2 separate regions of the Homo sapiens genome follow, and region 2 is linked to region 1. The links are chromatin contacts, found by Hi-C or POLR2A ChIA-PET in ENCODE. All regions are on one chromosome and are shown on one strand. Each heading gives the region's core, a stretch centred on a gene start or an enhancer-like site at or near the end of the contact. The rest is flanking DNA. Distances are from core to core; before and after follow the strand shown.

Region 1 (6,047 bases), core at 2,898-5,397:
GGATTTATTCCCCAATCATGAGTCATCAGTCAATCTCTGACCTTGCAAATACAAATTCCTCACCAGTGATGAAAATTAAAGCACTTAATTCTCTTATGAGTAGGTTGTACACTCTGAATGATGTGTACTGTACTGTCTGGGAAGTCGAGGCAAAGGAAATGGCTCTTTAATCCCTCCTGGGATCTAAATGGAAAACAAGACAGGCTGTGACATCAGCTCCCATTTCCTCTGTGATCAGACTAAATAATACAAATATCAATATTAAATTATGCGCGCATACTTTTTATTTTTGCCTTCCACGGCAAATCACAGTGAATCCTTTGCTCTTAGCTTTTAGTTCAAGGTTATGTAGGAAGAACAGGAAAGATGAACACAGAATTACAGCATTTTTAGAAATGTGGGCAACTTTAAAGATTAGACCCAACCTCTAATCATCCCATCATTGAGGAAGAATGAGGGGTCCAAGATATGAAATAGCTCCATCCAATGTTGACTTCCTGAAGCATATTTTCTCAATTTGCCTCACCTAAACCCACTGTCATTGGACAATACCACCACCTACATGCCAAATAAATAAGCACTTTTTTAAAAAGCCAAAAAAGAGAAGCGAATCTCTTTTCATGAGTTTCCTTCATTACAACTAGATGAACCATGCAAGGGGAAAACTGAATTCACCAGGAGGAACGTATCTGAGACAGGAATGGGTCATCCTCCTAGCCTGTAACCAACACCAATTCTTCACTCCAAGATCTAGCTACCCCATATTTCTATCCACTACCTACTTCTGTCTCTACAGGTACGCAAGCACCAGACTTAAGAAAATTGTTATGAAAATAATACTGCCCTTTAACAGGCTAGCCGTTTGCTACCATATCACCTACCGGGTGTAAAGGTGCTGCTTTAGCTGGGCATGGTGGCGCTTGCCTGTATCCCAGCTACTTGGGAGGCTGAGGCAGGAGGATCCCTTGAGCCCAGGAGTTTGAGAATAGCCTGGGCAACATAGCGAGACCCTGTCTCAAAAAATTAATTTAAGAAAGTACTGCTTTAATTTAGGGAATAAAATTCAAATGCTTAAAATCTGTTCTTTTCACCAAGAAACATTATTTTTGGCTAATTTATCCCGTCTTTCATTTCCTATGAAAGTTACTCAAAAGCATCTCTGCAGAGAAAATAAATTGATAGTTTCATATGTGAGCTGTTTTTCTAAATTTTATCAGCATTAGGGGTTGAAGTTACTGGAACCACGTAACAAGAACTCACCCCTTCCCAATCACTTTGCCTCACTATTCGGATGGATGAGATATGCCTTATTTTTACATCCATCCTATCGTGGAACACACACACACACTGACCATTTTGATGTCTGACCATATTTGATGATATTTTCAAAGTCATACACTCCATAACAGAAAGTTCTAGATGACACAATTAAAATTCAAGATGCATAGGTGGTTTTAAAAAATGCATAGACTGTTAGAACTGGAAGAAACTTTCAAAAGCATCTCAATATATGCCTTCCCTTTCCAACTAAACAAATGGAAGAACTGGGTGCAGTGGCTCATGCCTCGGTCAGGAGACTGAGGCAAGAGGATTACTTGAGCCCAGGAGTTTGAGACCAGCCTGGACAACACAGCAATATTCTATTTCTAACAAAATAGAAAAAAATAACCAGGTGTAGTGGCACGTGCCAGTAGTCCCAACTACTCAGGAAGCTAAGGCAGGAGAAGGACTGCTTGAGCCCAGGAGTGTGAGGTTGCAGTGCGCTATGATCACACCACTGCACTCCAACCTGGGCGACAGAGCAAAACTTCATCTCTTAAAAAAGAAAAAAGAAAATTAGCCGAGCGTAGTGGCACACGCCTGTAGTCCCAGCTACTCGGGAGGCTGAGGCAGGAGAATCGCTTGAACCCGGGAGGCAGAGGTTGCAGTGAGCCAAGATCACGCCACTGCACTCCAGCCTGGGCGACAGAGCAAAACTCAGTCTAAAATAAATAAATAAATAAATAAATAAAGAAGAAGAAAGAAATGGAGTTGCAGTGAAATCAGATACTCGTCCCTCATCACACCACTAGTTGGCAGCAGTGCCAGATCTAGAGTCCATGTCTCCAGTGTTCCTGTTCATGTTCTTTCCGCAGTTCTTGCTGCTTTCAACATCACTGCAGGCTTTCTAAACACTCACCAAGGGTTGGCTGGAGGCTATTCCTTGGGAGTCAGCCCCTCCCATTCCAGAGCTGCCTCTGCTATTCCATTGCATGAATTACAGATGCAAAAGGTTGCTAAAGCTGGAATAAGCAGATGAGTTCCCTTTCTTGCCCCAGTGCCTTACATTCTGTCAACCAGAAAGTTGACCGTGCATATAGTTATTAGTTGCTCTCATAGTAAATTATTGTCCTAATTTATCCAAAGTCCATTGTTGCTATGCAATATGCAGTCAAGAAGGAACATTCTGGTTTTGAATTATGTGAGCAATTCAGTCATCTGGCTTGCGTGTAAGAAGTAGATATGGCTAGTTGGCATGCGTAACTTGGGGCAGCAGCCTACTAACTCTGTTTGGATGCTTCTGTGACAGGAAATCTGGTTGCATCAAACTCTTGACTCTAGCGATGTCCATCCATGTGGGCACTAACTGTTAAAGACTAACAGATGAGCAGTAGGGTGCAGGGGAAAGATAATTCAACTTGACATGATAATTATCTGCATTAGAACCCTGCCCGTGCATCACCAGCAGAATGACTAGACTTTAGTGCACTTTAGACTTCAGCTGCGATGTTCCAGATAAAGGGCTTCACACCAAAGCTGGACTTGGTTTCTGAGCCTCTTTCTATTCATCTGTAAAATGCTGATCAGATTTGAACTTGCTTTATACATATTGTGTTACTTGGCTAACAGTATTTTAAAGACCTCTGTGCTTCAATAATCTGTAAAAAGGCCAGGTGCGGTGGCTCATGCCTGTAATCACGGCACTTTTGGGGGCCGAGGTGGGCAGATCACCTGAGATCAGGAGTTTCCAAGACCAGCCTGGCCAACATGGTGAAACCGCGTCTCTACAAAAAATACAAAATTTAGCCAGGCGTGGTGCTGCGCAACCGTAATCCCAGCTACTCAGGAGGCTGAGGCAGGAGAATCACTTGAACCTGGGAAGCAGCGGTTGCAGTGAGCTGAAATTGCGCCACTGCACTCCAGCCTGGGCGGCAGAGCGAGACTCTGTCTCCAAAAAAAAAAAAAAAAAAAAAAAAGTTTCATCTTTGTCTCTTTGTTTTAACTTATGTAAAGTTTCAAACATACTCAAGAAAGACTAGAATAATTAACTAAAATGAAGTACTAGTCACCAGCAGTTTTTAATATTTTGCTGACATCACTTATCTCTCTCAATACTTTTTTCCCCCTCTGAGGTATTTTTAAGCACATTTGGGGGCCAGGCGCGATAGCTCACGCCTGTAATCCCAGCACTTTGGGAGGCCGAGGCGGGAGGATCGCTTGGATCCTGGAACCCAGGAGTTCCAGAACAGTCTCAACCACCACAATTAGCAATAAAAAAATAAATAAAAATTAAAGCACATTTGGGCAAGATGTTTTAAAGATCTCTGTGCTTCAATTGTCTAATCTAGGAAACGAAGATTATAATATCGAATTCACGGGGGACAATTATATTGAATATTCAATAAATGTTAGTTATCACTGTTTACAGTGGTACCTATGTGCACAGCCCCCTCCAGCGCGTAAAAGCACTTTACAGCGCAGCGCTCCAGGCTCAAGATAGATGTTATTGTTGTTGTTATTATTATTATTATTATTATTATTTTGAGACGGAGTCTCGCTCGCTCTGTCGCCCAGGCTGGAGCGCAGTGGCGCGATCTCGGCTAACTGCAACATCCCCCTCCTGGGTTCAAGCGATTTTCCTGCCTCAGCCTCCCGAGTAGCTGGGATTGTAAGCACGCGCCACCGAGCCGGGCTGATTTTTGTATGACAGATGTTATTAAAGACAGCGTGGAGAAACCAGAGCCTGCGTTGCTGAGCTTGCGGCCGCCCGCTTCACACCGCACTTCAGATCAGCTGGGTCAGGACGTGGATTGTCCCGTGCAGGCATCCATCGTCGAGTGTGGCAACGAGAGGGCGGGAACAGGAAGTGAGGATAGGCCGAGTTCCGGGCGCGAGGCGGCCACCGTGGAGAGCAGAGCGCGGCGGCTGGAAGCTGCTAAGTCAGAGCCGCGATGTTCCGGATTGAGGGCCTCGCGCCGAAGCTGGACCCGGAGGAGATGAAACGGAAGATGCGCGAGGATGTGATCTCCTCCATACGGAACTTTCTCATCTACGTGGCCCTCCTGCGAGTCAGTGAGTGTCTCCCGGGCTGTGACTGTGAGACCAGCGGGGAGCTCACCGACGGGCACCCCTTAACTCTAAGGGGTCATCGGGGCCTTCGAACTGAGCTGAACGGTAGCGGGGAGCAAGGAGGGTGCGCGTTGAAGGCGACGGGCATATGCGCGGTTTGAGGTCTGCGGGTCAGGGTCCGGGCACTGAAGTGCACGTGGTGGCCGGCGCGCGTGTTTAATCATCCTGGTTCTCCCAGCTTGAAGAATGTTTGAGCTGCCGGGCGCGTTGGCTCACACCTGTAATCCCACCCAGCACTTTGTGAAGCCGAGGCGGGCGGATCATTTGGGGTCAGGAGTTCGTGGTGGCGGGCGCCTGTAATCCCAGCTCCTCGGGAGGCTAAGGTGGGAGGATTGCTTGAATCCAGGAGGCGGAGGTTGCAGTGAGCCGAGATCGCGACACTGCACTCCAGCTTGAGTGACAGAGCAAGACTCCATCTCAAAAAAAAGAATGTTTGAGCTGAAAGAGCTCAAGTAATTATCCCTAGAGGAACTCCCTCGTTTTTGCAGACAGAGAAACAGAGAAACAGAACCATAGTTCTAGAAGGAAGAAACAGCCTTCTTGGGAAGGCTGGCCAAAGGTCACTCAGCGATTCAGTGAATGATCTTGACCTAAAATCCAGAACTCTTAACTCAGTACCAGGTTCCTTCCCTTTCTTTTCTTTTCTTTTTTTTTTTTTTCCTCGATACACAGTCACGCCCTGTTGCCCAGGCTGGAGTGCAGTGGCGCAGTCTTGGCTCACTGCAACCTCTGCCTCCCGAGTTCAAGCCATTCTCCCACCTCAGCCTCCCAAGTAGCTGAGATTACAGGCGCGCGCCACCACGCCCGGCTAATTTTTGTATTTTTAGTAGAGATGGGTGTTTAACCATGTTGGCCAGGCCGGTCTCGAACTCCTGACCTCAGGTGATCCACCTGCCTCAGCCTCCCAAAGTGCTGGGATTACAGGCGTGAACCAGCGGCCGGGTTCCTTCCCTTTCAAAAGTGCTGACCTTTGAAATCCAAAAAGTTTTGCTTCATTTCTGTTTCTTTGTATAGAGGGTGAAGTGAGTCATTAGTTTTTTGGAAAAAAATGGGAAAAAAGAATATGAGTCTATAGGATTAATGCAAATATTTGAGGTTTTTTTTTCTATATCTTAAAATTGACAGGAAGTTACTCCCATTATATAGTCTTGACAGTGGACCTTTGAGGGAGGCAGGGCCTAAGATTCTTTATATCATTTTACAAATGAGAACTTGATTTTCAGAGGGGACTTAGCAAGGAAGGAAGGTATCAGAGTTATAGGAACACTGAATATAAGAACTGGAAGCAGCTTTATGATCAGTTCTCGAATGCCCTGCCTTCTCGTTCTCAATTCAGTATCCTTTCCATTGTTCCTTGCTGTATATTATTGGCCAGCCAGTCTGGATGGAGCGGCAGGGATGGTTCAAATAAATGAAGGCCATACCAAAGTCATCCTATTGAAGGCTCATGTTGGGCTTAGGCCAGAGCTCACTGATACTGAGATGTCCCTTATTCTGTGTCTCTTTCACTGTCTATGGTATTACTCTGCTTTCACAGAAGAGCGAGTCTTGGGGAACAGAAACACCCGTATCATCCTAGTTCAACAGCTTCTTGCAACTCCCAAATTTACTTATTTCCTGCCTCCTGCCTTTTTCATTGATCTAGCTGCCAGTGAAAT
Region 2 (6,047 bases), core at 2,266-4,765, 1.7 Mb after region 1:
CTGTATCCAGATAAGGAAGAGTCATCTAGCACTGAACACTCTGGAGCCAATCAGGATACTTGTGTCAAGTCCAGAGAGTGAATATGCTCTCCCTACATGCTTCAGGCTCCTGACACACTTAGGTATTCTTACTAATTATGAATCACATTCGATCTGCATGTAGCCGAGAGTGGGCTGGTAGAACAGCTGTTGCTGGAGGATTTGGTGAGCCACAGTAGAAAGGGCATCTGGCAATACGAAAGAGAAACAGTGTCTAACATAAAAATAGAATGAGGCACTGTGGGGGCAGGCCTAAAAAGGGGCCAATCAAGCAAAACTGGGGTATATGCTTCTCACCCAGCTTAAAGGGCCAAGATCTCTCTCTGCAGCATGGTTGCAGACTCTTCTTCCTCATCTCTGGATGAATCTCCAGGAGGACCCAGGCCCCTCAGTTTCAGCACATTTGCCCCTGCTTTCTCCCAGATGAGAACTATGATTTTTCTAATTTAGACATATGTCTGACCTAGTAATGCAGGATGCCAGGAAGGCCTGTCTTGCTTTCTGTGATATCCTTGCTGACAAGGCCTGAGCAGTCTGAAACCATCTAAGAGTTTTTGCAGTGCTCACATGCATGTCACATGGTGCCAAGAGCCTAGAGATGAGTTGAAAAGATTCCCAGATGTGACACTTCAGGGGTAAAAAGTCTACTTGGGGGTTAAGTAACATTAGCAGGCTCACTTCTCTACCTTTCCTTATAGTTTCTGGACGCTTGCTTATAATGAACTTTTCTGATTATGGAGGAGTGAGGAAAACACAGGAAAGAGATTGTGGCAATTCTGCAATGGGAATGGAGGGGTTTTAAACTATATTAATCTTCATCAAAATGCACTCCTTTGAGCTGGGATGTGATATGACACTGCCACTTCCGACAATGCCTCAGGACATAGTTGAGTCTGTAAAGCTTCTCAGGACTCTGAGAGTCAGATTGTCCTATAATCCCCCAATAGAGAGATCCCCTCTATCTTTCCAAAGTTCTCATGAGAAATCAAGGTGGCATGGTGACTGAATGGGAACGCCATTTCAGACCACAGGAACGAACGTGCTAACGATGTGCAGGTCCCCAGTGCGACGGAGAAGGGGAGCTCAGAGTAGCTAGCTAGCTCTCATATCATGGAAGAATGTGGTGAAGATGAAGACACTGTGTGCAGAGGTGTGGGGGAAAGCATAGATTTCCTGCCCCCATACAGAGAACATGGTGACTGTGCAGACACAAATCCATACTTTAGGCCAGTTTCTTGGCCCATGATTTGAGTAAAGGTCCCCTCAGCCCTCAGGGTGGACAGAGTGTGGAACAGCTGGAGGCCCAAACTTACTTTATTAAGTTGCAAACAGTTTTGTTCATTTACTCCAATGTGTCTTACAAAAATGACCATTATCTATGCATGACAGTTTGGGAAGCACTGCTGTCTCTGTCTGTAGAAGACACAGTGAAGGCACAGACATTCCCAAACCCTCGGAGAACGTGGTGGAAATACAGACTGTGACCCACCACCATGCACAAGCACCCAGTGATAAGATGCAGACACCACCGCATACCGTGGAGAAGAACATGGTGAAGGTGTAGACTGCAGCTTCCAGCACATATCGACTCCGAATGGCCAGGACCACAGGTGGCAGAAACATGAGGTTGCTCAGGCAGAGCAGGAGTGTGGACAGCAGCTGGAATCCATAGGTGAGCGCATCTGCACTGTCGGTGCAGCCCCAGCCTCTCCACCCTGCGGGTGGGGAAGGCACAGAATGGAAGAGAACAGACGGCAGCTATGGGCCTACGCCACAGCTTGTGGAGGGTGGTCTCACCCCGGCTCTGCCAAACCCGTCCCCAATTCAGGCTGCGCACTCCCCTACTCCCGCCGCCTGCCCACAGGCCCAGCAGGTCCACCTCCAGTCCACCGCAGCCCGCTCCCTCGCCAGCCTGCTCACCGGCCTTGCACTCGCAGGCTGCGTACAGATAATTGTGTGTGCGCAGCAGCTTGCACTGGCCGTAGGGCCCGCAGTCGTCCACGCATGGGGACAGGAAGGTGCGCATCCGCACCTCGGCCGTCGCGTTGCGGCACCGCACGAACCTGCGCACAAACTCGCAGTCACCTGGGGCCCCGGGCCACCCCCGCCAAGTCCCGGTCCCAGCCCTGGCCCCGCCCCGCACCGCTCACCGAGGCCCCACCCCGCACAGGGAGCGGAGGGCCAGGAACCAGGTCCCCGTCTGCGGGAATGGGATTCGCAGCCTGGCAACCCTGGTGGTGGCACTGACAGAGAGGAGGAAGCCGGCCAGGGACTCTGAAGGGAGAAGGAAGGAGTCAGTGAGAGGGAGGAGGGGTCAGAACCCAAGAACCCTCACCCACCTGCTCCCACTTCCCGGAACCCTAGCCTATCATTCCTCCATTCCATCCCTCCCCACCTTCACCTCTGCCCGCCACCACCACCCCCACACTGCAGCTTCCTCTCCTCCCCCATTCCTCACCTCACCTTTGGAACAGGTCACTGCTGCATCCCCCAGGCTCAAGGGCACCTCGTGAGTCAAGCATCCAAACACCGTCACGTTTTCCTGGCGCACGGAGCTCTGGGGAGGGCAGGTATGGAAGTGAGGCCGCCACATCCTCCATCTCCACCCACCGCCACCCTCAGACTCCCACCCCTGTTAACCCACACCTTCCAAGGACAGCCCATTCCTCCCGGCGCTCTCCACGCCAAAGCTGCTCTCTCACCTCCATTCTCAGAACAGAAAAACTGAAAAACAACAGATCCTCCACAGCAGAAATCTTTCAAGGACTGATGAGACGGCAAGGCCCAATTTTGAATCTGTTCTTTGGGCAGAAGTGTTTCAATTCTGTCCAAGCAAGAGAGAACACCCTCTTTTTCAGTCCTATCTAGCTCATTAAGGAGAAGGAGGGCTGTTGCCAGTTATAGAAACTAATTGTGGACAAAGGCAATTGTAAGGTTTCCCATCATCTTCACCTGGACCCCAAGACAGGTGGAGCATGAAGACACTCACTCCAACTCAGGTGAAATGATCCTAGGTACTGAACAGTGGTAACAGAATGCCCAAGAGATTAAATGTAGCAACCTGGCTGGGATTAAAAGAAACCAGATATCTGCAAGAGTAAATGTAAGGTGTTGTCTACAAGAATAAAGGCAACAGGATGCCATAAGCTCACCTCATTCAAGAAGGATTTGAGGCAGCTTACATAAAATAGAATATAATAAATGCCTGAGGGAAACTTAAAAATCAGGACAGGAAAATAAAGTCTGTCCCTAAGGTAGGCCATATATTTGATACTGCCTTCCAAGCAACCAAAGCAAAGGAAGTATCATGAGTTACCAGATTTGCAACTACATAATATAAAAGCTAATCAGAGTCTCTGGAGAATCACAGCATCCAAAGGGGAAGTTCTGAGATAAATTCTCATCAAAGCGGCACTGTGTGTTGTCATGCATCCTGTCCTCAGCCACAAGAGTGAGTTTCATACAACTTCCTTATATAACTTCCTTCAATGCAAGCCCGGGGCAATATGCCAAAGTATTACTCAGTGAAAGTCTTTCTAGGAGGGAGCCAAAGAAAAAAGTATATGCAGTTCTCTGATCCAAATGTCCAGTTCTTGATCCAAGGGGAGAAAAAAAAATCAAAATATTTGGAGGAAATACCTTTCAGAATAAACAGAACAGGCTGAGGTGCTTAGCACGCGTCATAGAATGCAGATGGATGGAATGTAAACAGATGCTCATTAAAGTGAATGGATGGGAATGCAGAGAGGGAAAGGGTGAGGGGCTGCAGGAGGGCTAGGCTTCTATTCTCAGGGTACTGAGGAAGAAAGAACAAGTATGCGTAAGGCTGTCCTCTAATTCAGGGTCTACGGTTTCAAGGTCGAATCAAGATCTCACTGTCATTGCCCAGAGGCATGGCAATAAGCAAACACAAAATACATACAGTCTTAGCTAGAACAAAGAGAGAATTTGATTATGTAAATAAGAAATATCTTCAGGTTGAATAAATGGCTCTAACAGGACGACTAGAAAGTTCTAAGCCGTGTCCCATAAAAGACCACATGAAGCCACAGACCAGGCCTCAGGTTGGCTGATGGGAAAGCGGTCCCTGCTCTCAGGGCTGGAGGATAGTAGAGTTAAAAGGATCCCTGGCTCAGGGAACAGCTAAGCTGAAGATATTCTCTAATGGGCCAACATAGGGCTCCGCCCTCATCTCAGTCTTAACGCTGACAGTAATGACTAAGAAGTACAAAAAGTTGGCTTTGCAAGTGTGTGAATTACACAAAGTGGAGAAGGCCCGAGTTCCAAACCAGTATTAGGCAATACCTCAAGGAGGGACATAAATTCTTCCATTCAGGTTCAAAAATTCACTGCAAAAATGCAAGATGCGAATTGGCACCAAAATGTATATGCCCCTTGATTACAACTAGATAAACAAAGTAATTAATGTGGAAAAGACATGGGAGGACATAAACCAAAAACAGCTGTGGGCCAGGCACAGTGGCTCACACTTGTAAACCCAACATGTTGGGCGGCCGAGGCAGGCGGATCAGTTGAGTCCAGGAGTTTGAGACCAGCCTGGGCAACATGGTGAAACCCAGTCTCTACTAAAAATACAAAAAATTAGCTGGGTGTGGTGGTGCACTCCTGTAATCCCAGCTACTCTGGAGGCTGAGGCACAAGAATCACTTGAACCTGCGAAGTGGAGGTTGCAGTGAGCCGAGATCACACCCCTACACTCCAGCCTGGGCAACAGAGTGAGACTCCGTCTCAAAAAAAAAGGGTTAAACAGTTGCATTAGGGAGATATTTTCCCCTATTTTCCAAAGTTTTTATGTGATCCTATTACTCTTATAATAAAAAAGTAAATGTATACAACTGGTTTGAAGAAAATACAAAGGAAGTAAAGGGAAAAGACCCAGGGATCTCAGTTCACCACAAGCCCTAGGTGATCCCACAGTGTAATGCAGCTGCTGAAAAAGGCAACTCAATCTCAGGCAGCACAAATGCAAGTCTTGTTACCTGGTACCCCGGTCCGACCACCTCAGATCACTTATTTCAGAGACACAGTGACCACTAGAAGTATGACCAGGTGAGATAGTGAAGGAAGGGGAGAGATCCAAATACCAAGACCCCTAAGACACTGAGGTTCTTCAGCTTTTGGGTGGTTGCAGGTAACATCTGAAGGGCTGTAAAAATAGGACTGGGATGTAATAAATATATCATACTAATGTAAGATATTAATAATAGGGGAAAACGTGAGAGAGTGGGTATATGAGAACTTTGTGCTTTCTGCTCAACCTAAAACTGCTCTAAAAAAAATTAAGTCTGTTGCTTTAAAAAAGAACAGGACAGAGATAGATTTACTGGAAATGGCTTCTGGATATGGCTTTTACCCACTGAATCAAAGATGAGTGGGTAAAAAATTCATGGAGACAGATTTTGATGGGATGTCAGGAATGCCTTTGGCAATCAGCGCTATCCAAACATGAACTGTGTGGCCTCAAGAGGTGGTAAACTCCCCATCAAAGGAGATTTGCAAGAAAAGGTTAACAACTACCGTAGTGAAAGGCCAGTAATGAGCAGGAAGTGAGCCTACAAAACTGGGAAACCCCAGACACTGAGTTGACCTGGTTGACCCGCCCATCTGTAGCAGAGTGAATACTCAGGACATGTTTGTTGACCAGAATTGGGCTGAGCCATGGTCCCTAATTGTCAGGATGGGTGGGAGCAACCTGGACAGGCTTCCTGGAGGAGGTAAACACCCCAACACCCCTGACACCTTCCCCTTCAAGCTCCCTGGCAGAGCAACCTCCCCACTCTCCATAAAGAGTACCGCATTGAGCTGGAGCTCCAGGCTGAGGACGCCTCCACTGTCCAGCACTGGCAACAGCCTCATGGCGAACACGGCTGGGCGCTCAGGGGGAAGGGCCACACTTGGGCCAAAGAAGATGTAGAAGTGGACAGAGAAGGTGTCCAGCTCGTTGCGCAGAGTCGGGCGCACTGGCCAGCAGTGCTCGGGTGGGGACG

Evidence for each region. Hi-C counts contacts between places; a loop is a spot of excess contacts on that map. ChIA-PET counts read pairs that join two places held with the same protein, here RNA polymerase II (POLR2A). Pooled maps may share reads with other maps.
Region 2: a loop to region 1 is called in a pooled map, with 1.9 times the contacts of the local background. The contact joins the enhancer-like site here to the promoter of TOMM5 in region 1. A Hi-C loop is called at or near these places in 1 of 50 pooled maps. POLR2A ChIA-PET finds 5 or more read pairs at or near these places in 2 of 52 experiments (T-cell and activated T-cell).

Annotation. Positions count from the first base shown.
Region 1 is chr9:37,590,697-37,596,743 of GRCh38, reverse strand. TOMM5 (translocase of outer mitochondrial membrane 5) reads left to right here and starts at 4,147. Exons shown (of 2, transcript NM_001001790.3): 1 at 4,147-4,332. The coding sequence starts at 4,212. RefSeq lists silencers at 2,069-2,138, 2,538-2,832 and an enhancer at 3,791-4,550.
Region 2 is chr9:35,842,524-35,848,570 of GRCh38, reverse strand. TMEM8B (transmembrane protein 8B) reads right to left here. Exons shown (of 13, transcript NM_001042590.4): 6 at 5,854-6,047; 7 at 2,503-2,596; 8 at 2,190-2,313; 9 at 1,960-2,102; 10 at 1,576-1,754. Among named protein-coding and RNA genes, the nearest start is that of TMEM8B, 16 kb to the right of the region's middle. RefSeq lists enhancers at 1-96, 127-196, 387-526, 1,320-2,195 and a silencer at 3,665-3,959. Within about 2 kb of position 3,515, at least 13 of the 41 ENCODE cell types and tissues checked have a DNase peak (open chromatin) inside an H3K27ac peak, as active enhancers do.